Regions from separate parts of the Homo sapiens genome. Here region 2 is linked to region 1. Evidence: chromatin loops called from intact Hi-C (ENCODE). Cell type or tissue: IMR-90. All regions are shown on one strand. Links, peaks and the distances in the headings refer to the core of each region. The heading gives the core; the rest is flanking DNA. Region 1 overlaps RANBP17 (RAN binding protein 17). Region 2 overlaps LOC107986473 (a long non-coding RNA gene).

Region 1 (15,061 bases), core at 3,450-8,449:
CCCTGGAAAGTGACTGCTTGATTACACTTTAACGGTATTTGCAAATAAAATCACAAGTAATTAAGGGGAAATCTCCAGGCTTTTGAGCAAGTTTGATGCATGATAACTGCCTGATTCAGCTTCATCTAGAGTAATGCTGTGTAGGCAACAGCTACTGAGATCAATAGCAACGTAATGATAGTGGCAGAATTAAGTGAGTAACCTGAGAACTGTGCCTCAGAATGCATGCAGCTGCCACGAACCAAGGCCACACAGTGCACTCCGTGCTTCCGTCCTAAATGTTCATCAAAAGACGCCCTGCAGGAAAATGGAGTTAGATGCTCTTTATTGCTGATCGTGTCTCTTGCCACATTTATCAGGGAAATTGGATTAGCAGTTGGCAGCTGCAGGTAGACAAGATTCTGCAGTGATTAAATATGCAGCTTGGCTGCATTTGTTGTGACAGACCTTTAGTAAATTCTACTGTAAGCACCATCTGTCTAATTTGTATAAAGAAAACTTGGTGCTTTAAGCTACCGATAAAAAACTAAATCTGTTGCTTTATCATAAACAAAACTTTTGCACTAAATGCTTTTAAATGTAATTTATTAGGTTAAGGCTATTTTTCTATCACGATGAATAAATAATACATGCAAAAGTGCTTTCAGGTACTTCATTTTGCAAGTACTAGAGATAAAAACATTTCTGTTTTGTTCTTCAATAAAGTATTTAGTATTCCAATCCACAGGAGGTGATGCTGTTAAAATATCTCTATGAAAATGCCGCAGGACTGCCAAATTCATTTAATTTGCACCTCTTACCAGCATTTTCTAACTCCCTATTTATAGATAGTTTCAAATGCAGATTTCAGGATAAACTTAAACATTAAGGACCTGTGTTGCCAAATTGAAATACAGTTGTTAGAGGAGGAAATGCAGCAAAAGTGTTAAATTTATAGCTTTATTTTCTTACTTATTCTTAATAAAATTGAAGAAAACATTGAAATTTTGTCTTGGGTTTTTCTCTTCAAAGTAAAGGGGAAAAGGAAAAAATACTCTGACAAATCCTAGCTTTAGAGTACTCTTTCAAAACGTATGTTTCCCCCTATAATTATGTCCATGGTAAAATATAGTCCAGTACTCCCCTGACTCGTGCATCGTTTTTGATTTGGTCATGACATCATCAGTTTCAAGGAAAATGAATGAAAACTTCTCAGAGAAAGAGAAGCAGTTAAATAGGAACCTGCTATCTTTAGTCCTTTTGTAAAAACTCCACAATGTTAAATTATTTAAAATCCTTGATTTTCAGCATGCGCACATTAAAAGTTTTCGCACTAAGTGCCAAATGTTGCAAACAGCACTTTAACAGAATGATTTTGCTTTGATCCCTGTAGCAGTTCCTGAATAATTTATCACAGGTTATTGCCTTAATTCTGGAGAGGGATAGAGCAATAAAGGCAGATGAAAACACTCCAGTTGAAACACCTTGGGGCCTGCTCATTCCTCTGACACGGCTCTTTTGTTGGAACTATTTAGAGGTTATTAAGATGTGTCTTCAGAATTAAGAGTATGCTGTAAGGATGAAGACAGCCATCTTAATTCTAAAGACAAAGCACAATGACCCTTCACCTTCTTTTTCTTTGTTGTTATTATATAGTAGAATTATGAGGATAATATTATAGCTGCCCCCAGTAGTGCCACTACAGTAAAGGGTCTGTGAGACTTTCCATTAGAAACCCTGTTTTGGGGGTCAGGGTGGAAGGAGCCTCGTTTCAGCTGTTTCCCAGCCCATTCGTCTCACACTTGGCACACAGACAACTGTTCACCATGCAGCAGACTGAAGAACTCAGCAGTTTCTCCCTAACTACCCAAAAAGGAATCCATAGGGTTAGATCTCCAGACATATCCCACTCCCCAAAACAGCCTCACTAAAAATACAAGAGCCTGTCACTCTTCAGACCAATCTTGTGTTGACCAACTATAGGAGAGAGGCAACTTTTAAAATAAAACTCTTTGCACTATTTTAAATGAGATGGTAAACTGTAGCTCCTCCTTTCCTCAAATTCAATAAGATCACCTCTTACGCTCAAATTACTTAGTAGGCTGGTTGAGCTCTTAGTTAACAGCTTTCCTTTTTCATATGGGGGCTGGATATGTTTTGGCTATTGAGAAAACACTCTCTTTAGTGTTGTTTGTGTATCCATGTAGATTATTGCAGTATTATCTGCTGCTTTGAGATAAAAGATATTGTTTGAGCATAAGAAATCTATTTCTTATTCACATTAACACTGAATTTTTCTGTTCAGTTGAATTCATTTAAAACATTATTATATGCTTCCTCTGTAGTAACATTTTCTAGAATGAAACATTGATATAATTTCATAGCCACATTTTGCCACTTTAAAAAAAAAGCCAATAGATTTGAGTCCTATAGACCACTTCTATTAATTTGATATCGTTTAAGGAATGAAAAAATTGTGATAAAATAAAAATTAATATTTTTGTATAACGAGGATAGTCTAAAATATTTTTAGAGCCCTTTGTACTAGACACAAAGAAAGTAAAACTCATGGTTCTTGTTGACTAATTTAGACTTAAATGGTAGATATCTCATGTGTATGTGGAAGCTTAAAATTATTTGAAGCATAGCCTGAAACTTGTAAGTGTACCTAATAAAAATAGAACAAAAAGCCTACTTTAATAGAAACACTGCAAAGCCAAGGAGTCAGAATAGAATAGTTTGAAGAAGGCTTCTTAGAAGATGTATTTTGTTCTGGAGGCTTCCAGGAGTGTGAAAAGCTGAGAAAGAGAGGAACAGGCTTCAGGTGGTGAAAAAAGGCTATATAAAAAGGCAAAATGTTTAAAAACAAGCAGCAGGTTACATGAGGGAACTACAAGGAGGCCAGCTGGTTATAGAAAAATAAGAACTGGTGAGAGTATGAGAAAAAAAGGAGTAAGTAATTTAAAGGAGCAGAAACAAAAATTCAGAGTTTTCAAGATTCAGAAATTCAGATAACCATCATTCTGTGAACTGTTAGACAGTGCAGAAACTGAATATTCCTATAAATAACATCCAGTTATATTGAGTCATCTCTTAGGCAGAAAGAATGGAGAAGATGAGAAATTCTAGATACTTCTGAGAGTTAAACTATTATTTGCTACTTTGAAATTAAATTAATTGAATCAGCCATTAAGAGGAGGGTCAGGATTCACTGTTTGCTTAATAATAATTTGAACTCCTTCCTAAAGAGGTTTTCATTTATTACCAAAGTGTGAGAAAGGAGAAAATCTGGTAGAAAAAAAAGTTCAGAGACCATTTTCTAGCTGAGTATTTGCAATGAAACAGTATCTTTAGAAGTCACAGTTGTATATCTCAATTATCGCACCCCCTTGTTTTGTAATTATGTTTATTTGTGCTCTTTGTTCCGACATTCTAGCATCTGTTCATGGGTTTTCTTTTTCTCTTCCCAAGCATCAACCTAAGGACAGCTTAATTAAGAGTCCAGAGTACAAGTCAGATCTCTTCTATTCAAGAGTCAAGTTTTTGTTTTTTTTCTCTAAAACTAAATACTTATGGAACATTTACTGTGTATCAAGCTCTGCTAGGCATTTTCACATAAATTTATCACATTTATTTGGCACAGTGCCTCTGTGAGAAATGCATTATTAGCCCCTTTTATAGATGACAAAAGTAAGCCTGATAAATTGCCTTGCCTTAAGTTTTAAAGCTGGGATTCAAATTCGAGTCTTATGACATCAAATATAGAACTCTTTTCCTTACATCTTCCTCACTTGGGGAATGTGACTGCCATTCTGCGTATATCATAGTACATGTAGGTCACTTGGCCAGTTTTATTTTGTCCTGAAGTTATTAAGGATATTCATTAGGAATTTTTAAATGCCAGTGCCTTTCTAGGATAGACTCTAAATTATGTTGTGGGGCCGCTTGCATGCAAGCCGATGTTCAAGATTTGCTGTTATTAAATAATGTCTAGACCCTGTACATATCTGTTTTGTGTAATTATCAATCCTCATCTTTTTTTTCAGATTTGGCATTATTCAGAAACAAAGTATATTAAGACTCTAAATGCTTAGCTACACTACTGGAATTATGACTTAGCTAAATTTATAAGAAGTAAAGTGGAGTTGATCAGCAGATTTGATGGTCTGTTTAAAGAGTCTGTGCTTTTCTGTAGAAAGAGGTCTGAACGAGACATTTTAGCTAATGAATCAAAATCAGATATGTGGTCATTATTGCCTGATTATTACTCCATCTGCTCTGCGCTAACGTGAAAATCAATTACTGTGTCTCTTTCCCACTGACAGCGTATGTTGATCGGGCTGGCAAGAGATCTTCGAGGGATTGCCTTTGCACTGAACACAAAGACCAGCTACACCATGCTGTTTGACTGGATGTATCCTTATTACACTGTGACAATACCAGCTCTGTGCACAGAGGGATGCCAGGCCCCTCGCTTTCGTTTAATAGTATGGCACAGTAGGGAAGAGGAAACAAAGCTAAATGAACTAATGTGTAATCAGCTAAAAATTACAGCACAGTGGCAGCAGAGCAGATAACTGAGCACAGTATTTGGAGACCCAGCTCAGAGAAGTCACTTTTTTGGTGCCGTTAAATATTGATAACTTAAAAATGACTTCCCCCAAATGATTGTTTATGTTGGAGTTGAAGGGATAATCTGGCTAACATCTTTAGGGATCAATGAATCCTACCATTTGACATTTTTGAGGGGAGATTTGAATCTCCATCTCAATTAGCAAGGCTGGGAAGATCATTTTATCTCTTCAAGGCCTAACCCATCATGCCACAGTTTTTCATTATCATGAAGATAATGAATGGACATGGAAAGGGAAAAATAAATAAGTCAAGGTTTGTCATTTGGTGTAAAATTTGAATTGACCTTTGCCAAGGGTTAGTACAGACAGGAAAAAAAAAAAAAACCCCCCACAGAAATGCCTTATCATGTAAGAGTTAAAAGAGCATAGACTTTGGTGATAGACAGACCCGGCTTAAAATCCCAGCTCTTCATTTACTGTGTTGTGAACCTTGGCAAGTCATTTCACCTGTCTGAGTCTTGGTTTTCTCATTTGAAAACAGATACAATTCAGTATCATGGTATATTGTAACCATTAAAATAGGTAAAGTGTACTCTGTATAATGTCTGGCACATTTTTGGTAGTTGTAAATGGTCGTTAATATTGTTCTAATAGTGTTGTATGACTTATGTTTGATCCCAGCAGGAAGTGATATTGTATGCAAGTCATCTAAGTGTTATATAATGCTTTCATGTCTTTTATGCATGAAACCATCAGAGCATGTGAAAAAAATTATATAATCTGAAAGCTAATTTACTTTTTAATCTAAACTATTTCTCAGTTACTTTTTTTAAACCCTCCTTATCCAAAGTTTCCTGTAAATTAAATTGCAATAGAAACTTCTTAAAGGTAACTGTCAACTACTATGCCACAGTTATGGCCAAAAATATAACTAATAGGGGATCTAGGCATGTTTTAGGGAGAACTCTACATATTATAAAAATTTTTAAACATTAATTTGATACTGACATATCTTTAATTATTATTAAAATATACTTCATCAGATTTATGTACCCAGAGAAGGGTTACAGATAAAATTTTTATGTCATTGAGTAATCATGCACATGGTTTTTATCTACATATAATATGTACAGAGATTATGAAATTTCAACATGGAAAGTCTTAAAATTCTCTTAACAGTGACAGTTAAACTGGAATTATATATGACCCTTTTATTTCTGCCTTTTTTTTAATTTTTAAGATACGGGGTCTTGTATGTTGCTCAGGCTGGACTCAAACTCCTGGGCTCAAGCGATCCTCCCACCTCAGCCTCCTGACTAGCTGGGACTGTGGTGCTACAGGTGTGCTCCACTGCACCCAGCTTGACTCTTTTATTTCTCTAAACATAAAGAGCAACTCTCAAAATCAAAATTTTCATTATTTGAAAAATAATAAAAGTCTACTTTGGGCACTGTAATATCGATGGTGATCTTGAAACCAGTCTACAACTCTAGGCTATCTAGTGATTAACATTTCATGTTTTTCTCTTCAACAGTTTCAACCAAGAGTCAAGGTCAGAAACCTTCCCCTCAGTGTCAAAGAAGAACTATCTGCCGTAATTGATACTGCCCAAAATTTAGAGAAGATACTGTATTGTTTTCCATTTCCTTATTTAGCTCCTTTGGGGGTAGCGGGGGAACCTTTCTGAAATGAAACTTTTGTCCAGCAGATGGCAGAAAATAGCAAACGGAAAATCTTGGGACTTAATGTTTTCTTGTGAACTAGAAACCTTTGTCTCCTCCATTTGACCATAGATGTTGAAGTTATCAGGGTCAGGGGCGGAGAGAAGTGTCAGTTATGCCAGAAGCTGTGTTAGATTGCCAAATGGGGTGGTTTGGTACTGGCGTTGCTTATAATAATTGAGTTTCAGTAGCAAATCAGCTTCCTTGGGAAAAGGCCAAGGGCTTTTCATAATTGTATTGACAACAAAATGAATATGATAAATGGTGTTCATTCAGTTGAGACAAGATTTATAGTTTTCCTTTGGGCGAGGGATGAAGAGCAAATATTTATAATAATAGTAAAATTTGTTTAAAAGTTATATTATTTGATAATTCAAAAAGCTTTATTAAAATATTTTGAAATACTTTAAGCAGTTTCAGGTGATAAAGTACAGATTCTTTTCAAAGTATTCAAGTAATGCAAAAATGAATAAGTATGATAAAAAAATGCCATGGATATGAAAGTCATTTATTTTTCCTGAAATATTGATATGTCAAACCGTCAGTGATGATTTCCACATTACTGCTGGGGAAAGTTTATTTGCCTTTTATCCACATAAATGTGTGTTCTTTAATTTGTTATACAATCCTTAGCATGCAGAAGAAACATCCTGTAAGAGCACATGTCATCTTAAAGTCAAAATGCATTTTATTTATGGCGATTATTTGATAAAATGCTATTTTAGTGGTTAGCTATTTAATTCAAAAACATTTCTATAAACACTGACTGCATTAACTGCCACACAAACTACATTGCTTTTCACTCTGTCCTTCCAAAACTAAATTGCCTGAAACTACACAGCAACCATCTTGATAAATGGTTTCCAGGGCTGGAGAATTGAAGGAAGATCATTGACATACTTCTTTGCCCCTATGATGGGAATGCAACAATAAGAAAACACCTTAGCTTGCAGTGCATCTGATCTCCTTGTTTAAAATTTTCCTAGATCATACTTAAACTGAAGTATCAAAAATCCAGAGGGAAGTTGGGAAAAAAATTAAGAATTTGTATGACATTATTTCCTCATATGCAGTCTTTTAACTGTTAAAATCTGATCATTGAACTCACTGATTTTTAATCAGGAAGTCAGTGCTGTTATACAGTGGCAAGGCAAGATAACAAGATACATAGAGGAGCACAAACTTTGGAATAGGACAGTCCTAGATTCCAGTCCTGGATTCACCACTTAAACTGTGGGTCTTGAGTAAGCTACTTAATATCCCAGAATCACAATTTCGCTTTCCATAAAACAAGACTAATAAAACCTATCTCACAGGTATGTTGTAAGAAGTGTCATGATTCTGTGATTATGTAAAGGGCCCAGTACAGTGGCTGACATAAAGTAAATACTCTACAGCTGTTGTTAGTTCTGTTCCCTGATACATAATGAGACAAAGGAATCCCATTTGCTCACTTATTCAGCAAAGTGGGCTAAGGGCTGTGCTAGGTTCATGAGGAGTATAGATACTACCCCAAACAAAGTCAGTTTCTTATTTACATAAATTACTATAATCAAATATAGAAAGTGCTAAGAACCATAACAAAGATACAAACAGGACAGTGAGTGCATTTAGCTGGGGAATCAGGAAGGGCTCTCTGGAAAGGTGAAGGTGTTTCCTTGGGTCTTAACCAAATAAGTAGGATTGGACCATATGGAAATAGGAAGAAATACAGGTTTTCGGTTGGCCTAGGCATCAGGTTTAGGGAGTCAGTAGTGAAGATGTTTTGTTACATATACCACTCATTTCATGGTTGGAAATGTAGTTTGTTTGGGACTCTTGAATATCAGTCTAAGGAATTTAGACCCTTATTCCATAGGTAGTATAAAGAAACTAATGGTTTTGATTGACTAAGAAAATCAGAATTGTTTTCAAGAAGAAAGTAATTGGCAGTATCATTTTGGGCAAACTGAAATAGAGAAGAAAGTAAAGCTGAAAATTCACTGTTCAGCAAGCTATTTTTTTTTAGTTTTATTTCTGTGCCAGACAAAAGGAATGAAAGAATGAATAAAATGATTGCTCTTTAGAAGCCCACTCTCTAGTTGATCACACATGACTAATAAACAATAAAATGTCAGTGCGTTATAACAGAGATGCATGCAAAGGGCTATATGAGCATGTATGGGAAAAAGAGCAGTGCTTTTTGCAAGATATAGAAAGCTTCTCAAGAGAAGTGAAAGTTGAGCAAAGCCTTGAAAGATGGATAGGCATTTGCCAGACATAAGAGGAAAGGCTTCCAGCAGCAGTCCCCTTGTGAACAAAGGTCCAGATGTTTACATATTCATGGAGTACCTTTAAGCTCTGAACTGGCAAGCTATTTCTATTCTGGAACCACATCCCCAAACCCTTGTCTCCTAACACTTTTAATGAAAATTCTTTTGCCTTCTGGTATTAACAACTGATGAATAGATGGACGGACGGACAGACGGACGGATGGATGGATGGATAGATATTGTAAAGAAGCAAACTTGATACTTTTCACATTTTCATATTTGGTATCCTGTAAGGCAGTGTCACATCATTAATGCCTTTGATTTTTAATTTATCTGATGTGGACCTTAGAAATTCATAGAGAAGATCTCAGTGAAAGCAATTAGATCTGTGCTTCTTCTACCTAAGGGCTCCCATTCTCTTCTTCCTACTCATATGTACATAGTCCTCACAAGGCCATTGGAAAATTAAACTCCTAGAGTGGGTTCTGGTTCTCACCCTGTAATTGAGCCTGGCACTCTCACTCTGCAGCCCTTTTAACCTCTCTATTGTGCTTTCCAATAATCCCTCATTTTCTCTGTGGCAGTCACCTCTGTCAGAAGCATATTAGAATTGGCACCACTCTCATTCCACACAGAAAAAGGAGCATCCCCTTATATCTCCCTGCCTTATCCCGTAGTGAATACTGTGTGCTCTGAAAAATATCCTGGTCCTAATGCCATTATAGGATGCCTTGCAGAGGCCTATGTGTGCCTCTGATATTCTTAGGTTCTGAGATTTGGGTTGAATCCATTTTCTCATGAGCCTTCCAGATGCATTCCCACTAATGAGTTTGTGCTCAGGAGGTCCCTTGGTGGAATATTTTCTCACCTGTACCCCTGTGGCATTGGTTCAGAATTTCTGTACTCAAAGCATCCCTATTATATGTTGGTCACCCTAATTTGAGCATGTGTTCCCCAAGATTAAAAGCTATATCTTCCTGGCCGGGCATGGTGGCTCATGCTTGTAATCCCAGCACTTTGGGAGGCCAAGGTGGGTGGATCATGAGGTCAAGAGATCGAGACCATCCTGGCCAACATGGTGAAACCCCGTCTCTACTAAAAATAGAAATATTAGCCGGGCATGGTGGTGCTCACCTGTAGTCTCAGCTACTTGGGAGGCTGAGGCAGGAAAATCGCTTGAACCCAGGAGGCAGAAGTTGCAATGAGCCAAGATTGCGCCACTGCACCCCAGCCTGGCAACAGAACAAGACCCCGTCAAAAAAAAAAAAAAAAAAGGCTATACCTTTCTTAACTCTGGATCCCCAGCCCTTAGCATAGTACATAGCACATGGTATCTACATCTATCAAAAATAACAGCTTTTCTGGTCCATAGAAACAAAACAGTAAGTTGTCTGATAACAGTCAAAATAAAGTTAATCAAGTGGATTGACTTTATTTTTGTTATTTTCATCCAACTGAAACCTTATTCTCACATATACACTCTCTTCTTATCCCCCTTCCCTGCCTTATTTTCCTTTGTAGTACTTTTTTTTTTGAGACAGAGTCTCACTCTGTCACTCAGGCTGGAGTGCAGTGGTGCAGTCTTGGCTCACTGCAACCTCCGCCTCCCGGGTTCAAGCAATTCTTGTGCCTCAGCCTCCCAAGTAGCTGGGATTACAGGCGAGCGCCACTATGCCTGGCTAATTTTTGTGTTTTTAGTAGAGACAGGGTTTCACCATGTTGCCCAGGCTGGTCTCGAACCCTTGGCCTCAAGTGATCCACCCACCTCAGCCTCCCAAAGTGCTAGGATTATAGGTGTGAGCCACCATGCCCGACTTTCTTTGAAGTACTTTCTAATGTGTATTTATTTTGTTTACTAGAATATAAATTCCATGAGGGCAGGGTTTTTTTTTTTTTTTTTTTTTTACTGGTGTCTCTGGAAAGTGTCAAACAATGCTTGTTATAGAATAGGACTTCAGAAAATAGTTGATAAGAAAACTGTTTCAGTATATACAAATGCAGCCTTAACATGGTATGTCTGTCTAATAGGAGAAAGTGTTGCTTTTTGCACTTTTAGGAAGCATACCACTCTTAAAGTTATAGATGCCTTATTTTCATTGAACATCATGTGAACTGTTTTCTAAAGCTCCCAAGTGAAATACACAATTAAATAGTTCTAATCAAATAAGCTACACTTCATTTTTAGGTTGCAAGTTTATAGCAACAAGTATGTATTGAAATCTATTTTGTGTCAGGCCATGCATTCAATAAGTACTTAGTATATGCCCTCAAAAAGCTTATAATAGGAGAGATATACAAGTACTATGATTGTGCTAGCACCGGGTTCCACCACCATACACAGGAGACACTCCTAACCCATTAGGGAGAGGTAGGAGGCAAGTGCATGTGATGTCAGAGAAGGCCTCCTGGGATAATTGACACCTATATTGAAATCTGACATTCAAATAGAAATTAGCAGGAAGATGATAGGGTCTCTGCTCTTTAGAAATGCACTATCTAATGGGGCAGACAAATAACACAAGCAACCAACCCTAACATACTGTGTTGTAAGAGAGATATGGTCATGAGTGCTCATTGAACATAGATGAGGAAGAGACTGATGCCTTTGGATAAAATAGAGAAAACATCCCATGGGAGGTAAAACTTGAGCTAGGTATTGAAAGACAGGGATATGTTAGAGAGAAGAAGTGGTTTATAAGGGAATGGAGATAAGAGCTGGCATTAGTGGTTTTGCAGGGAGTTATGAAAAGCTAAATCATAGAGCAGAAATGCTAAGAGATGAAGCTGGAGGTAGCCAAGAACCAAATCTTAAAGGACCTTGAACACCGTGCTACGGAGTTTGAAATTTATTCTAAGAGCAAGGAAGAAAATTGTGATGACCTCACCATGGAGATTTCTACCCGGACCACACTGAAAAGAAACACCATTAAGTGATTTAGTTGAGCATTTTGATCTGAAACAAAAGACAAGTATGTTGGAAAACATCGGAAAGAGACTTGAGGATTGGGAAAAGAAAAGAGAAATTAAGGCAGTGACATAGAGTTTTTCTGCTACAGTTTGGGACCTTAATCCTATATTCATATGTCTACTTGGCAAGGAGATACCCAGTGTAAATTAAAGGGCCAGTGGAGCTGGGTCAGTTTTCCAGGTTCTGATGGCCTTCAGCATAGATTTATCAGAGGCATATACTCCTTAGCATTAATAAGGATGTTAGAGAATGTCTCCTTGTGTGTACATGGGACTATCTTTAGTGACACTGATGTTGAGTAGATTAATAGTTACTCAAAGCTTTTCGTCAAGCCAACATCCCAGATATTCCTTGGAGCTACAGTGAGACCAAAAAGAGCAATTCAACAATATTTTTTTAAAAAGAATAATGTAATTTTGAAACTGAGAGATATGTGAGGTTTATTACTAGTTCCTTCTACTTTTACATATTTATTAATTTCATAATAAAAATATTTTTCTAAGTAGTATAGTACCCAAGAAACTGATAATAATAACTCAAATATATTTTTATCCTCATTCACTAAATTTATTTTCCTTTCCTACAACATTAGGCATAAATCTTTAAATGTACTGCTTATATGATACTTTAAAAATGTGTATTTTATTTATACAGTATTCTAAGAACAAAGTAATATAACGTGTAGGACATGTTACAAATAAGAACAAATTGCCAGCAACCCCAAAAATGTATGTATATCTGTGCAGGTTAGGGAGCGCAATTTATAAAATGCCATTGTATAGTATAGACATAGAACAAATTAGTATAAATATAGAACAAATGTGGATTCCCTTTTGTGTGTGTGTATGTGTGTGGCACTAATTTTCAGAAACAGTATTTCTTTAGACCCTTAAATTCTTTAACAGGCTTTATAAAAGGTACCCAACGTACCTTCCCCTTCTTCAGAATGCTGTTGAACGGTGGTATGGAGAGCCAACATGTACAACTCCCATCTTGAAACTTATGGCAGAACTTATGCAAAACAGGTAAGCAGTGTGACAGGCAGTGAGAAAAACAGTCTACTATTAGCGGAAATCTCCAACAGTCAGACTTTCTTTTTTGGTTTGTGTCTTTCCAAGGTAGTTAGCAAGAGCCCAGGAACCAAGACTTAAGATGATTAGTGAAAACAGAATTAGAGACATACGATTGAGGCCTTTTGAGAGAAAAAAGTACAGTATACTTGGCTGTCTATGGGGACTAGGGAAATGGAAAATAAATTGGAAGACTGCAGCCACCATTATTTAAAAATTCAAAGGTACGAAATGAAGGGAGGGCAGCTATTTTAACTATTTCAGTGCTTAAATGCAATTCTATAGAATTTTAAAGCAGGAAAGAAGTTTAGAGGTCTCTGAGTTGAGATGCTTTATTTGATGGATAAGGAAACTGGTTCTCACAGCAATTCAATTCATGGGAACATAGTTTGCCTCAGAAGCTCTGGGAATTATTCCTGCTTTCACTTCTAAGCTATACTTCTTCCTTTATGCCAAGATGCATGTATTTGGATGATTTATACACTCACAGTTTTCATTGAGAGAGCAACTATAATACTTCTCTGAAATTGCCCAGTTGACCTTATAATTTGCATAGACTGGCAGAAATTCAAATATTCTCCATATAAATATTAACAAAGATGTAGCTAAAAGAGAAAATCTGGCAATAAGCTAATTGGGCTTAAAATATGTCATTGTGGATATGGCTTAGCACCAAATTACATGTCACTTAGCCATCCTGTTTCATGAGTTGCCCTTTGTAAACTATGTGTTTAGAAGGGAGGTATCCAGACAGGGAAGGGTATGGGTTGCAGCTCTAATGTTATCTCTGGTGCTGAGTTTTTCACAGCAATAATTTAAAGTTTTTACCCTAAAACAAGAGATGAAGAAAGACCTTGCAAATAAAGAAATGTGTGTATCATTTTTTTTAAAGCTTTTCATTTTTAAAAGCCACTCTCATAGGTGCCTTAAAGGAAGGGTGGCTTTGTATTTTATATTAAAAATTTAGTTTGCTTTTTAATTATATTTCCATTTTTTTAACCAGAAAATTAATATTATGTATTACTGATAGAACATTTAATACTAAAGGGAAAAAATCATTGCATTGTATATTATAAAGTATTTTATGTCAGCCACAGGCAGATGATTTTTTTTTTAAATTTAAGTTCTGGGATACATGTGCAGAACATGCAGGTTTGTTACATAGGTATACATGTGCCATGGTGGTTTGCTGCACCTATCAACCCAACCCATCACCTAGGTTTTAAGCCCCACATGCATTAGGTATTTGTCCTAATGCTTTCCATCCCCTTGCCCCCCATCCCCCAACAGGCCCCGGTGTGTGATGTTCCCCTACCTGTGTCCATGTGATCTCATTGTTCAACTACCACTTATGAGTGAGAACATGTGGTGTTTGGTTTTATGTTCCTGTGTTAGTTTGCTGAGAATGATGGCTTCCAGCTTCATCCATGTCCCTGCAAAGGACATGAACTCATTCTTTTTTTATGGCTGCATAGTGTTCCGTGGTGTATATGTGCCACATTTTCTTTATCCAGTCTATCATTGATGGGCATTTGGGTTGGTTCCAATCTTCGCTATTGCAAATAGTGCTGCAGTAAACATACATGTGCATGTATGTTTACAGTAGAATGATTTATAATCCTTTGGTATATACCCAGTAATGGGATTGCTGGGTCAAATGATATTTCTGGTTCTAGATCCTTGAGGAATCACCACACTGTCTTCCACAATGGTTGAACTAGTTTACACTCCCACCAACAGTGTAAAAGCATTCCTGTTTCTCCACAGCCTGACCAGCATCTGTTGTTTCCTGACTCTTTAATGATCGCCATTCTAATGGGCATGAGATGGTATCTCATTGTGGTTTTGATTTGCATTTCTCTAATGACTAGTGATGATGAGCTTTTTTTTCACATACTTGTTGGCCACATAAATATCTTCTTTTGAGAAGTGTCTGTTTATATCCTGTGCCCACTTTTTGATGGAGTTGTTTGTTTTTTTCTTGTAAATTTGTTTAAGTTCCTTGTAGATTCTGGATATTAGACCATTGTCAGATGAGTAGCTTGCAAAAATTTTCTCCCATTCTGTAGGTTGCCTGTTCACTCTGATGATAGTTTCTTTTGCTGTGCAGAAGCTCTTTAGTTTGATTAGATCCCGTTTGTCAATGTTGGCTTTTGTTGCAATTGCTTTTGGTGTTTTCATCATGAAGTCTTTGCCCATGCCTATGTCCTGAATGGTATTGCCTAGGTTTTCTTCTAGGATTTTTATGGTTTTGGTTTTTACGTTTAAGTCTTTTATCCATCTTGAGTTAATTTTTGCATAAGGTGTAAGGGGTCCAGTTTCAGTTTTCTTCATATGGCTAGCCAGTTTTCCCAGCACCATTTATTAAATAGGAGATTTTTTCTCCATTGGTTGTTATTGTCAGGTTTGTCAAAGATCAGATGGTTGTAGATGTGTGGTGTTATTTCTGAGGCCTCTATTCTGTTCCATTGGTCTGTATATCTGTTTTGGTACCAGT
Region 2 (15,061 bases), core at 4,892-9,891, 460 kb before region 1:
GGCAATGACTTCATCCTCCCCAGCCCCCAAGCCTTCCCCAGCAAACATCCAATCCAAATGCAAATACTGTGACCAAATGCAAATGCAACTTCGAGACAAGACCCTTCACAACACTTTGCTTCCAACAAGATTGCCACTTCTAAGACCCTCTGATATGGAAAGCCTGGAGCCCCTGTGGTGTGAGTGGGAGTGCAGAGATAAAGAGGATGACGGGGCCTCCTGCTGAGAGATTTTAGGCTCTAGAGGACCATCAAGCGGCTTCAGCCTATAACCAGCAAATGATTACTCATGTTGAACACTGTGGGTCTTAGTTTCCCCATTTGACATCACATTTGAAAGACTAAAAGCTAACAGTAGCATTCTTGGAAGGAAAACAATTTACTGAAACCCTATTTTGTGCCAGGTGCTGCACTAGGGGCTTTATATACATTATCTTATTTCATGCTCATGTGGAGCATTCCAGATGGTAGAGTCCTGGTTGTACTGATGAGGTTGCTGAAGCTCAGAGAGGTAAGGGGGACCTGCGTAAGGTAGCACAGCTGATAGGGACTCCATAGGGAGGCTAAACTCTTCTCGCTCTATCATAGACCCTTCCTACAAGGGGATTTTGCCTCACCCCAAGGATGAGGATACTTCCCACTAATCTCATTCATCTGAAGTCAGTTCAGAGAGGCATTGGTGTTCTTTGAGTCTGTGTAACAGATGGAGAAACAGATGCAGAGAAGGGGAATATCTCAGGCAGCCACAGTCACCGGCAGGGGGAGGCCACAAAAACATCTCCTGCATTCATGACACATCCCACTCAGATGGCCATTGGCTGCTGCCTCTTATGGTTGGAAATTGTAAGTGTGATGATGAGAATTTGTTGGATAGTTCAGACCTGTTCCTCTGGGCTTCCTGCATGTAGCCATGTGGTTCCCTAAGGCTTCTGGGCATGTGGCTGGTCCCCAGCAAAGCATCTACTTAGGCCCAAGAGAGGATCTGTCCTAGAGACTCTTCCCATATGGGGTCCTAACCTGCATCTTGAGGCTTTATGATGTCTAGGCCAGTGTTCCCTGCCCTGGCTGCACATCAGAATCACCTGGGAACTTTGAAAAATGTGAACATCTGGATGCCACAGCAGACCAACTGAAGGAACATCCCTGAAGGTGGGACCTGGGCCTCAGAATTCTTTAGAGGCCACCCAGGTGGGTGTACTGGGCACACAGGGCTAAGGTGGAGAACTGACACATCTAGAGCTGCGAATGAAGCGCGTGGTCTGAGCCATCCCCCTGGCCACAAGGATCAATTCAGGGATAGGCTTGAGACCCACGCTGGTTCAAACAGCATGAATCTCCAAACTAGTGCTGGGAATGATGAGACAAAGATGTTCTCCCTCACCAGACATGAATGAGAGCGCACATAGCCCTAAGACATGCCAGTAACTATTTAGGAATTCTGAGAGTTTATCTAATAATCAGAGGGTTAATAAGCCAGAGATCACATAAGGCAAGGCAGAGAGATGAAAAAAAAAAAAAAGCAAGCAGAAACGAGCCTTTGATAATATCATTGATCTGCTAGATCAAGCTGCTTCTGAAGCTGGACATACCTCTGACCTTTTCAGGTGCCTGTGTCAGGTGCCTATATAAGGTCTAGGTCAGGCCGGGCACGGTGGCTCATGCCTGTAATTCCAAATTTTTGGGAGGCCGAGGCTGGCGGATCACCTGAAGTCGGGAGTCCGAGACCAGCCTGACCAATGTGGAGAAACCCCATCTCTACTAAAAAATACAAAAATTAGCCAGGCGTGGTGGCGAGTGCCTGTAATCCCAGCTACTCGGGAGGCTGAGGCAGGAGAATCGCTTGAACCCGGGAGGTGGAGGTTGCGGTGACCCAAGATCACACCATTGCACTCCAGCCCGGGCAACAAGAGCAAAACTCTGTCTCAAAAAAAAAAAAAAAAAAAAAAATCTAGGTCAGTGGCTGCCTTCCTTCCCCGCTGGCTGCATGTCAGAATCACCTGGGGAGCAGAGGAGGGGAATGTTTTTGAAGTGCCAAATGCCTGGGCCTTATCCCAAATGAATTGCATCAGAATATCTGGAGGTGAGGCCCTGAGGATCAGTATGCTGTAAAGGCTCACCAGGTGATTCCAATGCACACCTATGGCTGCAAACCCCTGCTCTAGAGCAGAGGAAGTACTGGTACCCCTCTCCCTGTGTTAGCCAGACCACAAGTAAGACACCAGCATCAGCCCTGGGCACTTAAAACTGAGAGGAAAATCAGCAGCTTAGATATTCAGAGAGAATTCATTGTGGATGGAAGTTTTAAAAGTAGTCCTCAGATGGATAAACAACAGAAAGGGAGATGGTTGTCCTAATGAAGAGCAGGGAAAGGACACGTTGCAGCAATGAGAGCGTATTGGCCTCATCTCCCACTTGTCTTCTTGGAGGGATCCTGCTCCTCTTGAACCATCCAACAAATTCTCACCATCACGCCTGCTGATGGGGACTCAACTGTGCAGCAGGTGCTATGGACACTTTGCCCAATCCCCTTGGTACTCACCATCACCCTGCAGGTAGACTCAACTGCTGCCAAGTGCAATCACCCGAGAGTTTTTGTCTGTGACTCTAACCATCACAGAGTGTGTCCATGACAGCCCGCTATGTTTTGGGTATTTGAGTCTCTAAGCCTCATGTTGACATTTATGTCCAATGTTGAAAGGGGGCCTAAGATAAGGTGTTTGGGTCATGGGGGCAGGTCCCTCAGGACTAGATGAAGGCCCTCTCTTGGGGCTGAGTGAGTTCTTACTCTGTTAATTCCTTCAAGAGTGGTTGTTAAAGAGCCTGGCATCACCACCACCCCTCCGCCCCACTCCTCACTTCCTCTCTCACCGTGTGATCTGCGCACACCCAGCTCCCCTTCACCTTCCACTATGAGTGGAAGCAGCCTGAAGCCCTCACCAAATGCAGATGCCCAATCAAACTTTCCAGCCACCAGAAACGTGAGCCAAATTAGGCTTTTTTTCTTTATAAATTACCCAGCCTTGGGTATTCCTTATAGCTACACAAATGGACTAAGACACAGGGCCATTCTGCCATGGACATATCAGTCCAAAGGATCAGGTCATCAACACCTCCTAGAAGAAGCCCTTGGCCAATGACCGATGGGACTTGGTGGACAAATATCCCAGATCCTTCTCCTCTCAGCAGGAAGAACTCTGAGGTCTCTTCTATATCATCTCCTAGACTTCCCTGGTAGGACTGAGCCCCAGTTGCTCACAACAGTAACTTATGATGAATAAGACAGACATGTGTCCTGCTTTCATAAACTTCATATTCTAGCAGGAGGAAACTGATGACAAATGAAATTATTTTAGATGAAATGGCATGCATAAATGTGTGGCATGCTAAAGAGTATACAGGGTGGCTGCGGGTGGAGAGTAAGTCTTCTCTGAAGAGCAGACCACTGAGCTTGACATGATTTGGATCATGGGGTTCTCCATGGACAACATCTTTTTTGAGTCTCATGACAACCCTGCGGGGCAGGTATCCTAGGCACCTATTTTTCAGATGAAAAAATGATGCCCAGAGTCATAGAAGGAATTACATACACAGCAGGAAGTGGGCTTAAAAGTCTGCCAAGCTCCAAAATCCATGCCCAGCTTTATTTCTTACAGAGCATAAAGACCATTCTCCACCTATTCCTAAAACTAGCTCTGATGATATACAAACACCAGAAGGTGTCAGGAAGCAGATGCTATGAAAACTATTAGTAAAAAGCAATGAAAACAAACCCACAAATCTGAGCCAAATTATTCCTCCTGTAAAAGGAATCATGCCAAGGACTTGTGCAAAGATGGCCATATGGGTTTCTTAGAGGAGCTGAAATAAGCATGTCCTTCCACATCAAAATAAGGCTCAACCTAACTGGCAGACTTCAGCTAGCCCTGCAGTCTGCTCCATTGCCTTACTGGGGACCAACAAAGCTCAGAACTTGAAGACTGGGGGGAGCCCGAGAGGCAGCCAGCCCCACCGGGTAGGATCCTGAAGACCCATGATATGCTACAGGTCCCAGTTCTAGAATAAAACATAGGGACCAAGACTAAGCCAATCATTACCTCCCATGCCTCTGGCCACAGTGAAATTTTAGGAATAGGCTTAAAACCTAAACTCACGCAAATAGCATGGAATGTTAGGGCTTTTACTGAGAACAATGAAAGTTGCTCATTGTCCTGCCTGACATGAATGAAAAACACAGAGCCCTGGGACCTATAGGCCACCATTCTGTAATCTGCAGGGAAGCCAAGCTAGAAATGTAGGTAAAGAGACCACAGTGATTCAAGGCAGAGGGATGAAAGAATGGGTTGCTGATGTCATTGAACTGCAGATCAAGCTTCATATGAAGTTACATTTACTTCTAGTGTTCATTGCACGTATCCATAAATATCAAGAAATTTGCTTTTCTTTTTTTTTTTTTTTTTTTCTTGAGACAGAGTCTCGTTCTATTGCCCAGGCTGGAGTGCAGTGGTGCGATCTTGGCTCACTGCAACCTCCGCCTCCCAGGTTCAAGCAATTCTCCTGCCTCAGCCCCCCAAGTAGCTAGGATTACAGGTGCATGCCACCACACCCAGCTAATTTTTGTATTTTTAGTACAGACAGGATTTCGCCATGTTGGCCAGGCTGGCCTCGAACTCCTGACCTCAGGTGATCTGACTGCCTCGGCCTCCCAGAGTGTTAGGATTACAGGCGTGAGCCACCACTCCAGGCCGAAATTCACTTTTTAAAGGCAATTCTAGTTGAACTTTCTGTAACTTGCAACCTGACACTTTCCATTAATAAGCCCCGTCGTCTAACCCTCTAGTGTTTCTTCTGGCCACTTTATTCCCCGCCATGCTTCTCCAGCTACATCTCATCACTCTCTACTCCCAGCAGGAAGCCTGCCAACTCCAGTCTACCCCTTCTGCCCTCATCCCAAAGCCCAGTCGGGACCCCTTATCCAGACTAGTGCAGGCGAGAAACAGAGGTCTGCAATCCTGTGTCACTCTTCCCTCCAGTGTGAACTATATTCAGCTGGTGTCCATGAGAACGCCTAAAGGGGGACAAGGATTTTAAGGCAGGGGTTTGAGAACGAAGAGTATGCAGTCCACCCCAACCCGCTCCCTGCTCTACCTGAGGGTCAAAGCCCCTCACTGTTCACAATGACACAGACTAGGCAAGTGCTGGGGGAGAGCCGGGGAAAGACAGACAAATGTGGATTCTAAGCAGAAGAGCAAGAGAGAACACTAAACTTGCTGTGGTCAAGAAAGAAAGTAAAAGGAGGAAAGAAGGAAGCGGGGAGGTGAAAGGGGGGCAGAGGAGGAATGAATAAAGGGGATAAAGTCCTTATGTAGTAAATGCTAGCCCACCGTAATAGCGAATTTTATGTGTTAACTTGGCAAGGCCATGGTAACCAGTTTTTGGTCAAACATCAGTCTGTTTGGCATTGCTGTGGAGGTATTTTTCAGCTGAGACTAACATTTAAATCAGTAGACTTTGAGTACAGCAAGCTATCCTCCATAATGTGGGTGGGCCTCATCCAATCAGTTGAAGGCCTCAACTGAGAGAACATAAGTCCCCCAAGGAAGAGAGAACACTGCCTCCAGACCGCCACGCGATTCGGGACGGCAACATCAACTCTTCCCTGGGTCTCGATTTTAGACTTGCCAGTCCCCACAATCACATAAACCCATTCCTTAAAATAAATCAGTCTGGCCGGGCACGGTGGCTCACACCTGTAATCCCAGCACTTTGGGAGGCCAAGGCGGGCGGATCACGAGGTCAGGAGATCAAGACCATCCTGGCTAACACGGTGAAACCCCGTCTCTACTAAAAATGCAAAAAAAAAATAGCTGGGCGTGGTGGCGGGCGCCTGTAGTCCCAGCTACTCAGGAGGCTGAGGCAGGAGAATGGCGTGAACCTGGGAGGTGGAGCTTGCAGTGAGCCGAGATCACGCCACCGCACTCCAGCCTGGGTGACAGAGCGAGGCTCCGTCTCAAAAAAATAAAAATAAATAAATGATTCTGGGGATGTGTCTGTCTGTCCATCTGTCTCTCTCCACACACACACACACACACACACACACACACACACACACACACACATCCTGTTAGTTCTGTTTACCTGGAGAACCTTGACTAACATACCCATTAAAACCAAAATATGTCCTTCAGGGTGTTAATGTTTGGTTGAAGAAACACAGAAGTTTAACAATTGTATCAGGCTGGGCACGGCCTATAATCCCAGCATTTTGGGAGGCCACAATGAGAGGATCACTTGAGCCCAGGAGTTCTAGACCAGCCTATGCAACATAGTGAGACAAAAAAATGAAGAAAATTAGGGGTGTGGTGGAGCGCACCTGTAGTCCTAGCTACTCGGGAGGCTGAGGCAGAAGGATCGCTTGAGCCCAGGAGTTCAAGGCTGTCGTGAGCCATGATCTCACCACTGCATTCCAGGCTGGGTGACAGAGTGAGACTCTGTCTCAAAAAAAAAACAAATCTGTACCAAAATTAGATGATTCTAGATAACCAAGAAGGAACTGTGCGAGGGCACTCTGATGGGTGGTCAGAGCAGGGTGGAGAGAGGGACAGCATTTCTGGAGCAACTTCTACTGTCAGCACCGAAGAACAGCACCTAATTTACTAACACAACCACCCTCTGATATACAAATAGAAATAAACTCCCCTTTTTCCAGACAGGGAGAGCTCAATAAGGTAAAACCACCAGCCCGAGGTCGCACTGCCAGTAATTAATGGGTTCAGAACTTAATAATGATAATGATAATGACCATAGCAACGTTTATTCGGTGCTCATAATGAGCCAGACACCACTCTGAATGCCTAATATAAATTATCTAATTTAATTCTCACCAAGAAAAAAAATCCTATTTCATTTGATGTCCCACTTTATCCACAAGGAAACCGACTCAGAAGTGATGGAGACAGGTTTCAGGTCAGCTGGTCCAATCCCAAAGCCCATTCTACACGCGCCCCTACTCTGGCTACCTCCCACTCCAACAGAGGCGTTTTGTCTCCGACACCTCCCCCCTGCTGTTCACACAAAGGGAGGACAACCCTGGGGGTTCTGGTAATCCTGGAAGGCTTCCTGTCAGAGGTGGGCCGGGGGAAACGCGGGCAGGAGAAGGGAAGTCTCGCTCAGGGGAGTGGTGTGCATGGGGCAGAGGCTGCCAGGGACGCTGAAGGCTGATAGCCGGGTTGGCGCGGAAATGGGACGCCGCAGGGTGGGACAGGCGGGAGGGATGGGATGGGCAGGGTGTGATGCCGGACGAAGGAAACGGGCCTGCCCGGCAGGTGGCAGAGAGCCACAGAAGAGCTCCGAGGGGGTGGTGCGTGAGATGGCGCTGCAGGCTGGAAAGGGGCTGCAGGCAGGGTGCCTCCAGAGACCGCAAGAGAACAGCTTGCGAGGGACCGTGGGAACTTCAAGGAACCGCACCGCCCTCCTGGACCACCCGAGAAAACAGGGGAAGTGGGCGAATGAGTAGACCAAAGTACTCATGACAGGGCAGGAGCAAGTGAGAGACCCTGGAGGACCATGGAGAGAACGTGGTAACCGATGGAGAGGGATGAAAACCGAGCCGCGGGTGTGAGTCTGAGGCGCCCCCAGGCCCACCAGCGTGTGAGCGGCAGGTGCTGTTCGCCATCAGCCGCTAGATGGAGCCGGCGCCTCGCCGAATGCGCCGGGATCCGTCGCGTGGATGTCAGGTCCGGGCCAGGGAGCCAAAGCGGCGGCTCCGCGGGGACCCTCCACAGTTCCGGACTCCAGCCCAGCGCCGGCTTCAGGGCGTGCGACCCTGAGCTTGGTTTAACGCTCCGCCACCGCGGCCTTGAAATTCACAATTTGTGAACAAGGGGACCCACTTTTTCATTTTTATTTTTGATTTACATTTTATTTTATATGTTATGCTATGTTGTTATGTATTTTTGAACGGGTCTCGCTCTGTCGCCCAGGCTGGAGTACAGTGGCGCGGTCATAGCTCATTGCAGCCTCCACCTCCCAGGCTCAAGCCATCCTCCCACCTCAGCCTCTTGCAAAGCTGGGACTACAGGCGCGCCAGCACGCTTGGCTAATTTTTTGTATTTTTTGTACAGACAGGGTTTCCCCATGTTGGCCAAGCTAGTCTCAAATTCCTGACCTCAAGTGATCTGCCTTCCTCAGTCTCCCAAAGTGCTGGGATTACAGGTGTGAGCCAGGGCGCCCGGCCCCACCTTTTCATTTTTGCCCTGAACTTGGCAAATTATGGAGCAGGTCCTGCCCAGGGCTTTCAGTTTCCAGCACTTTCTTGCCTTGACTCATTTTCCCTCCCACACCGCAGTGAGGAGAGGTTAGGGTCCCATTTTTTTATAGACCAAGAAACTAAGGCTCAGAGAGGCGAAGAGATCTATTTAAAATCACGCACTGGCCCTTGGTGGAGCAGGGCCAGAAGCCACATTTGTGACCCCAAGTACAGAGCTCTTTCCCACCCACCTAAGAGGCTGTCCCCTGGCAGGCAGGGTCCCACCTAGAAGGCCAAGACCCTCGCCCACGCCCAGCAGGGAGCCTCCTTCAGGCCCACCTGTGCTTATGGATAGCTTAGGGTGGGCCAGGGCATCTGGGCTCCAGTTGCTCAGAGGCTGGGGCAGGGCTGGGACAAGTGGCAGAGCTGTTCCCAGAGTCTGTTTCTTCTGATGATTGGAAACTCCCTGGCAGCCAAGAGGAAGAGGCAGTCCTCGGAGCCCAAGCTGCCAGTCCTGGCTCTGCTTCCTGGACAGCCAGCCACAGACACTGGCGGTCAGAAGGACCTTCCCTCGGGGCAGCTGCCCCACCACGGAGCTCCTGCACGCAGAGCGGGAGGGAGGAAAGGGGCCTGGCTTCCAAGTGAATGAGACAGACCAGAGCTTGAGTCCTGGCTCCCCGCATTCCAGCTGCACGCCCTTAGGCAGGTGGCCCCTCTGAGCCTTGCTTTCATCAGAAGTAAACTCAGGATCACATTCTCGGGACTGCTGCAGGGAGGGTTGCATAGTGAAAGCACCTGGCAAGTTGCAGAGACTTCATAAATATTCCTTCATTTACTCTCGGTTTCAGTCACAAAGGCAGCTGAGTTGTCTGCTCTGGAATCTTCCCCTGGGGGATGAAGCACAGAAGCCTGCTCTGGGGGTCACAGACTCTCCCCTAAGCAGGGTGGGGGCAGAGTGCTCGGTGAGGGGAGGGCTGGAGAGCAAGAGAGCTGTGAGAAATATGCTCCATCAGGCCAGACCAGCCACCGGAGGGGATGGGGGGGCATGGGGGGTGGGGGCCCACTGCAGGTCCGAAGCGGCCTGCCAGGTGGCTTTCCACGCTGGTTGGGGCTGCAGACAAGCAGATGCATTGAGGCCAGGCCATGGGGCAGGAGGAAGACAACACAAAGATAATAATACTCGCATTGCCCCATGTGGTTCTACAACCCCAAGCTGGTGCCAAAGCCTTCCCCTCGCTGCATCCTCACCTCCGCACTTTACAAATCAGTGACCCAAGGTCAGGAGAGTGACACAAAGACGTGGACCAGCCTCCTAATTCTTGATTCAGTGATCACCCTGGTATTGCAGAGTCAGGGCCCCAGACCATGGAACAAAGGGGCAGGAAAGGCAGGATGTCCCTCCTTGTTCCTCCGTCTGCCAGCTCCACAGAGCTGGAGGTGGGGACTGGGGTCAGGAATCAGGGACCAGAGAACAAAAGGTTCCCGTCATCCCAGGGCCTGTGCCTTCCTCTGAGTGCAGTCGCTTGGCTGAAACAGGATGAAAGGTTTTCCTGGGGCCCTTGGAGTCTGAGAAGCTGGGCTCCAGCCCCACTGCTGCGATGGACATGCTGTGTGACCTCAAGAACATAAGTCCCCCTCTCTGAGCCCCTGTCTCCTCATCTATGAAACAGGGATGATAATCCTTACCTCACAGGATTGGAATGGTGTCAGGATGACATGTGAGTTTCATGGTCGGTCAGACTGACTTCAGACTCCAGCTCTGCCCTCTATTCGCTCTATGATCTTGTGTAAGTCTCCACCTCTCCACGCCTCAGTTTCCTCGTCCGAAAAACAAGGATGTTAAGACCTCCTGTCAGCTGGACACGGTGGCTCATGTCTGTAAGCCCAGCACTTTGGGAGGCCAAGGCGGGGGGATTGCTCGAGTCCAGGAGTTCCAGACCAGCCTGGGCAACTTAGTGAGACCTCAACTCTACAAAAAAAATGAAGAAAATTAGCTGATCACGGTGGTGCGCATCTGCTGATCCAGCTACCTGGGAGGCTGAGGCTGGAGGATTGCTTGATCCCGGGGGTTCAAGGCCGCAGTGAGCCATGATTTTGCCACTGCATTCCAGCCTGGATGACAGAGTGAGACCCTGTCTCAAAAAAAAAAAAAAAAAAAAAAAAGACCTCCTGTCTAGGGTGTTCTAGGATGTTGTAGAGATTCAATAATGTTAATCTCCCCAGGAGAGATGGAGGCTGGAGGTAACCAGGGCTGCATTTCACTACAGAGGCCACCCAGGACCTGGCCTGGCGCCTGCCCCAGCACCCAGGCTTATCCAATGCCCACAGGGCCAACAGTGCAGAGGCATTCCTGCTGTCACCCAGCAGCCTTTCAGGAATGAAAGTTGACAATCAGAATGAGTAGTGACATTAACCAGGCCACATCAACAATGAAAAGACTGTGAATTATTTGAAATCTGGATCTAAGAGACAAAAACCTTTTGTTCCATGATCTCAGAATCTTTCAAAGGCTCATGTATGCCTCCTCACAACAGCAGCCACCAAAACACTTGGACCTCTCTGCCTCAGTTTCCTAATCTGTAAGCCACAGAAATGCTGTTCGGACCTCCTTCAAGAGAACCTGCCTGACCTTGTCTTGAGTAAGCGTTCAGAGTAGGGGTGACGATGTTCCTATGGTCACCCCACTCCACCCCAGGGAGGGGAGCTGGGATGGCTGCTGCAGGGGCCTGGCCACCAAATCCCCCAGGCTGTGCCCAGAAAGGGACTGGCCACCAGGGGGCTTTAGTTCCAGGCCACTCCTGCTGGACACCGAGTCCTCCAACAAGCAACTTGCTTCGTGGAGGGTAGTTCCCCGCAGTGCTGTCTGTGGCTCTTTCTACCCAGTCTCTCCTTCTACAGATGCCAGACCCACACCGACCCTCCGCTTTTACCTTCATGGACTTCCTGCCCGATACATCTCGGGGACATCTAACCCCATCTTGGCATCTGCTCTTGAAGGGCCCTGACTGGCACGGGGAGTGATAGCAATGCCTGCGGCACTGAGCTGTGGTCAGGACGCAATGTAACCTGCTCAGAACATGCGGGGAGCACAGCCTAAGTGGAAGAGCTGGGACAGTCACCACCGACCACATCCACTCATGGATTTGTCTGTTGGTAGAGGTTTAGTTGGTGTTTCCTTATATACCTAAAGGAAAGTAGTTTCAGGCCGGGCGTGGTGGCTCATGCCTGTAATCTCAGCACTTTGGGAGGCCAAGGCCAGTGGATCCCTCGAGGCCAGGAGTTCAAGACCAGCCTGGCCAACATGGTGAAACTCCGTCTCTACTAAAAATACAAAAATTAGCTGGATGTGGTGGCAGGCACCTATAATCCCAGCTACTCAGGGGTGTTTCACATGAGAATTACTTATACCTGGAGGTGGAGGTTGCAGTGAGCCAAGATTGTGCCATTGCACTCCAGACTGGGAGACAGAGCGATACTCTGTCTCAAAAAAAAAAAATGAAAAAAGAAAGAAAAGAAAAGTAGTTTTAGCCAAAGGAGGTATTTCTCTTGCACTGTAAGCCAATTTCAGCCAGGCCACCAAAATTGCCTCCCTCAGAAGCAAATATCTGCAGAAGATCCAAGAAAATTTGCTCAAGGGTTAGCTCCCACCTTTGCTCCAAGAGACACTGGCTCCACTGCTGAATGAACAAATTGTGCAGCTCAGCCTACGTTAGGCTGTATGCTCACATCTCCTCCTCTGGATCTTGGTTCCCCGGCAGATGAGTGCAACTAGGCCCTGGGGTCCTTCCCAGCTGCAGCATTCTAGGATGAGGACGGAGCACTGGCCTCTGTCTGTGGCCTCAGAGGCAGCCAGCTGCCTCTCCTCCCTCCCTCCCCGAGCCACGTCTTTTTTTGCCACCCACTCTGTTGTGTCCTGGGTGTGTGAAGGGGCTGCGCTTAGCTGCGTCTTCTTTTGTCTGGAGATGACAGTCCACAGACCAGGAAGGAAGGGTGGGAATGACGGTTTGCAGAGGGAAGGCGAGGGGAGCTATTTCCACCTACTTTGGCCTGGTAATTGATGAGCACGTGGGGAGGTTTCCGCATTTCAATAAGAGGTTGCTTTCGCCTTCCTCTGCCTTCCTCCAGAAGAAGCGCCCCTGACCCGGTGGAACCAAACACAGAGGCTTTCTTTCCAGTGCCATTCTCTGACATCAGCCCTACTCCAGAGAGCTCCCCAGGGAGGGGTCTGAGTCTCCACCTTCCTCTGAATCCCTCTGCCCCCCAGATTTCATTCCCCACTCACAGGAGCAGCTTGCTCTTGATAACTGCGGTGTCAGCCGCCTAACTCCTCTCTTCATGTCTCGGGGATGAGCTGACTTGGGCTGCCTTCCTGGACTGCCCCATGCTGCACGTCTCCTGGGATTTCCATAGCCGAAGTATCTCCCACTTACCACATGGGCCAGCTCCCTGTCTTCCAAGCTTCCATTTCTACAGCCTCAGTTACTGGAGGCTTTTGTCTACCCAAGCCTGGGGAACTGCTATTCATGAAAATGGCAGTATTCATTGTTTTTGAAGATGTCTAAGTCCCAGAAAACATAAGAAGGTTCGAGATGGCTTTTAATATGAAGGAGAGCGGTCTTCATTTTTTTTCTGGTGAAAGGAACACTTTTTAATGAAAACTCAAGTTAATGTTAAATGACAAATGTCATAGAGCCAGCCACGAGTCTTTCTAACTTTGTTGTGGCCATAAATGACAGACATGTGCAATCAAGTCCCCAGGTCAACAGAGGGACAGATTGCTGGCAGAACCACCCTCAGCAGGTTAATAAGTTGACCTGAAAGCTGCCAGGGCAGTTTGGAACGTTTGCGATGAGGAACTTGTATTTAGTTTTTATAAGTTGTCACATAATCGCTTAGGGCGGCTCTTAAAATATGTCCAAACAAGGAGACAGTGAATAGGTCTGGAATAACAGTCCCCCTTCTGTTTCAGAACTGACAGTTTCAGCCAATAGGGAGAGGTGAATGGTAATGAGGGAAGAATGGGCTTTTTAGACACACCTGGTATTGAACCCTGACTCATGATGTGCTAACTGAGACTGGGCAAGGTGTCTCAGCTGCCTTATCCGGCTTCCTCCTTGGCCGTAGAGTCAAAACACATCCTTTGCCCCATCCTTTGAGGGTTCTCACCAAGGGAAGGGAATAAACACAGGGCAAACACCTAGGAGGCTGACACCCAACAGGCATCGAGAAATGTTCATTTTCTTCCTCCCTCCTACCGTCACCCTAGCTCTAGCTCTCATATCTAGGAACTAGAACAGCTGTCTACCCCCTCTCCCAGGCTTTGCCCAGAGCCCAGATGGTTTCTAGGCAGACCCATAGGATTTAAGGTCTTGCTAACAATTAAAAGCCATGAATCTCTTCCCCTCTTCCCTGCTCTGTTCTGAGTCCTGTGTGTCTATAGCTCATCTCATCTTCCCCATAGCCCTGAAGTAGATAGGAAAGATGATCATGTCCACAACTCAGAAAGGGTGAAATTAAGGCAGAGAGGTGAAGACACTTGCCCCATGTCACCAGTGGAGTGAGCTGATGATGGAGCCAGCACTTGAACCCAAACCATCCATCTAGGTCCAAAGCACACTAGTAGCACCATGCTACTACTCTGCCTCCTGAGCCACAAGACAGTAAGGATTAGATGTCCATGCTCAAGCATTGTAAGCAAAAGTAGCTAAGTAGAGAGGGTGAGGAGTCCAACAGGCTCAAGAAGGAGAGCAGATGCCAGCTGTGCTCGCTCAGAAATCGGAAACGCAGCTTGCAGCCTTTAGTGATAGAGCTGTACGCTTGAGGGGCTTCTTCCCAGAGAGAGGTCTGGGAGTCAGAAACACAGAGTGCAGTGTCCCCTGCTGAGTCAAACAGAGGCCAGACCAGGGGACACATCAGAGAAACGGCCCAGGAAAGGCTGGGACAGGCTCAGGACTCGCCCAGAGGTACTGCGCCCTGAGTAAACCTGTTTATTCTTTCAGAATAAGCTGGTGTCGGATGGAAAGGTCAATATTATTTAGTATTATTATTAGTTATTCTGGAATAACTACTTATATTTCTTATGTATTTTCCAGGTATTTCACATGCATTCTCTCATTTAAGACCCACGGCAACTCAGCAACATATTATCCCCTTTTACAGATGAGAAAGGGCTCATTGAGGCAAAGGGATTTATTTATTCAAGTTTACATGGCTGCCTGTGGCAGGGTTGGGTGAACCAGGGCTGCTCTGCCTCTGTGCCTGCTATGCCAAGTGAGAATAGGGTACTCATCCCAGGATCATCTTTGCAGGCATCCAGCTGTTTCCCGTGCCCACCTGCCCCCTCATTAGGTTCTGTAAGATCACCGTCCTGACCCCCAGGAGCACACTCACCCATGGGGTCAGGCTGCTATTAGAAATTCCTTCCAGAGATGCCAGGTGAGAGGGAGGCAGGCAGACAGACATCTGTGGGGGTCACATTCACCCCAGACAGTTCATTGCCGGAAGGAAGCCACATGCCTCACGTCGAAGCTCATCTGATTGGAGTCAGACACAGCCAGATACAGTCATGATTGTGTCCAGAGGCCCACGGGGGCTGGCGGGGCCCTTCACGACAGCTGCTACGGCACAGCCCATCTGGAAGGGCTCTTTTTGTTCAACGCTTTAACCCTCTGAGGACCCTCGGGACCAAGGGATGCCACACCCTGGGTGAGAGAGATACTCAAGGAGGAGGGTCCCTCTACAGAGGATGAGTTAGGACACCCGGGACGGGCCCACATTTTCCTCCCCACTCTGCTTCCCAGGTAGATTGAGGGTAGGA

The links. Peaks named below come from ENCODE experiments on the same cell type or tissue, not always from the same donor. Only the 100,000 strongest peaks of a DNase experiment are listed, where the experiment ranks them.
Region 2: it touches region 1 in a loop (10-fold over the local background); 5 of 110 quality-filtered maps call a loop at or near these places.

Annotation. Positions count from the first base shown.
Region 1 is chr5:171,201,220-171,216,280 of GRCh38, forward strand. RANBP17 (RAN binding protein 17) reads left to right here. Exons shown (of 28, transcript NM_022897.5): 20 at 4,305-4,393; 21 at 12,412-12,519. Among named protein-coding and RNA genes, the nearest start is that of TLX3, 100 kb to the right of the region's middle. RefSeq lists an enhancer at 1-1,795. In IMR-90, for the core only: a CTCF peak has its summit at 6,253 (motif pointing right); no DNase peak of the experiment used is centred there.
Region 2 is chr5:170,736,981-170,752,041 of GRCh38, forward strand. It overlaps LOC107986473 (a long non-coding RNA gene), which reads right to left. Exons shown (of 3, transcript XR_007059044.1): 2 at 9,931-10,213; 3 at 8,392-9,131. It overlaps LOC107986474 (a long non-coding RNA gene), which reads right to left. Exons shown (of 2, transcript XR_001742977.2): 2 at 14,419-14,777. Among named protein-coding and RNA genes, the nearest start is that of GABRP, 39 kb to the right of the region's middle. RefSeq lists enhancers at 6,774-7,533, 8,293-9,052, 9,053-9,811, 12,091-12,848, 14,232-15,061. In IMR-90, for the core only: a CTCF peak has its summit at 7,681 (motif pointing right); no DNase peak of the experiment used is centred there; H3K27me3 peaks cover 173 bases.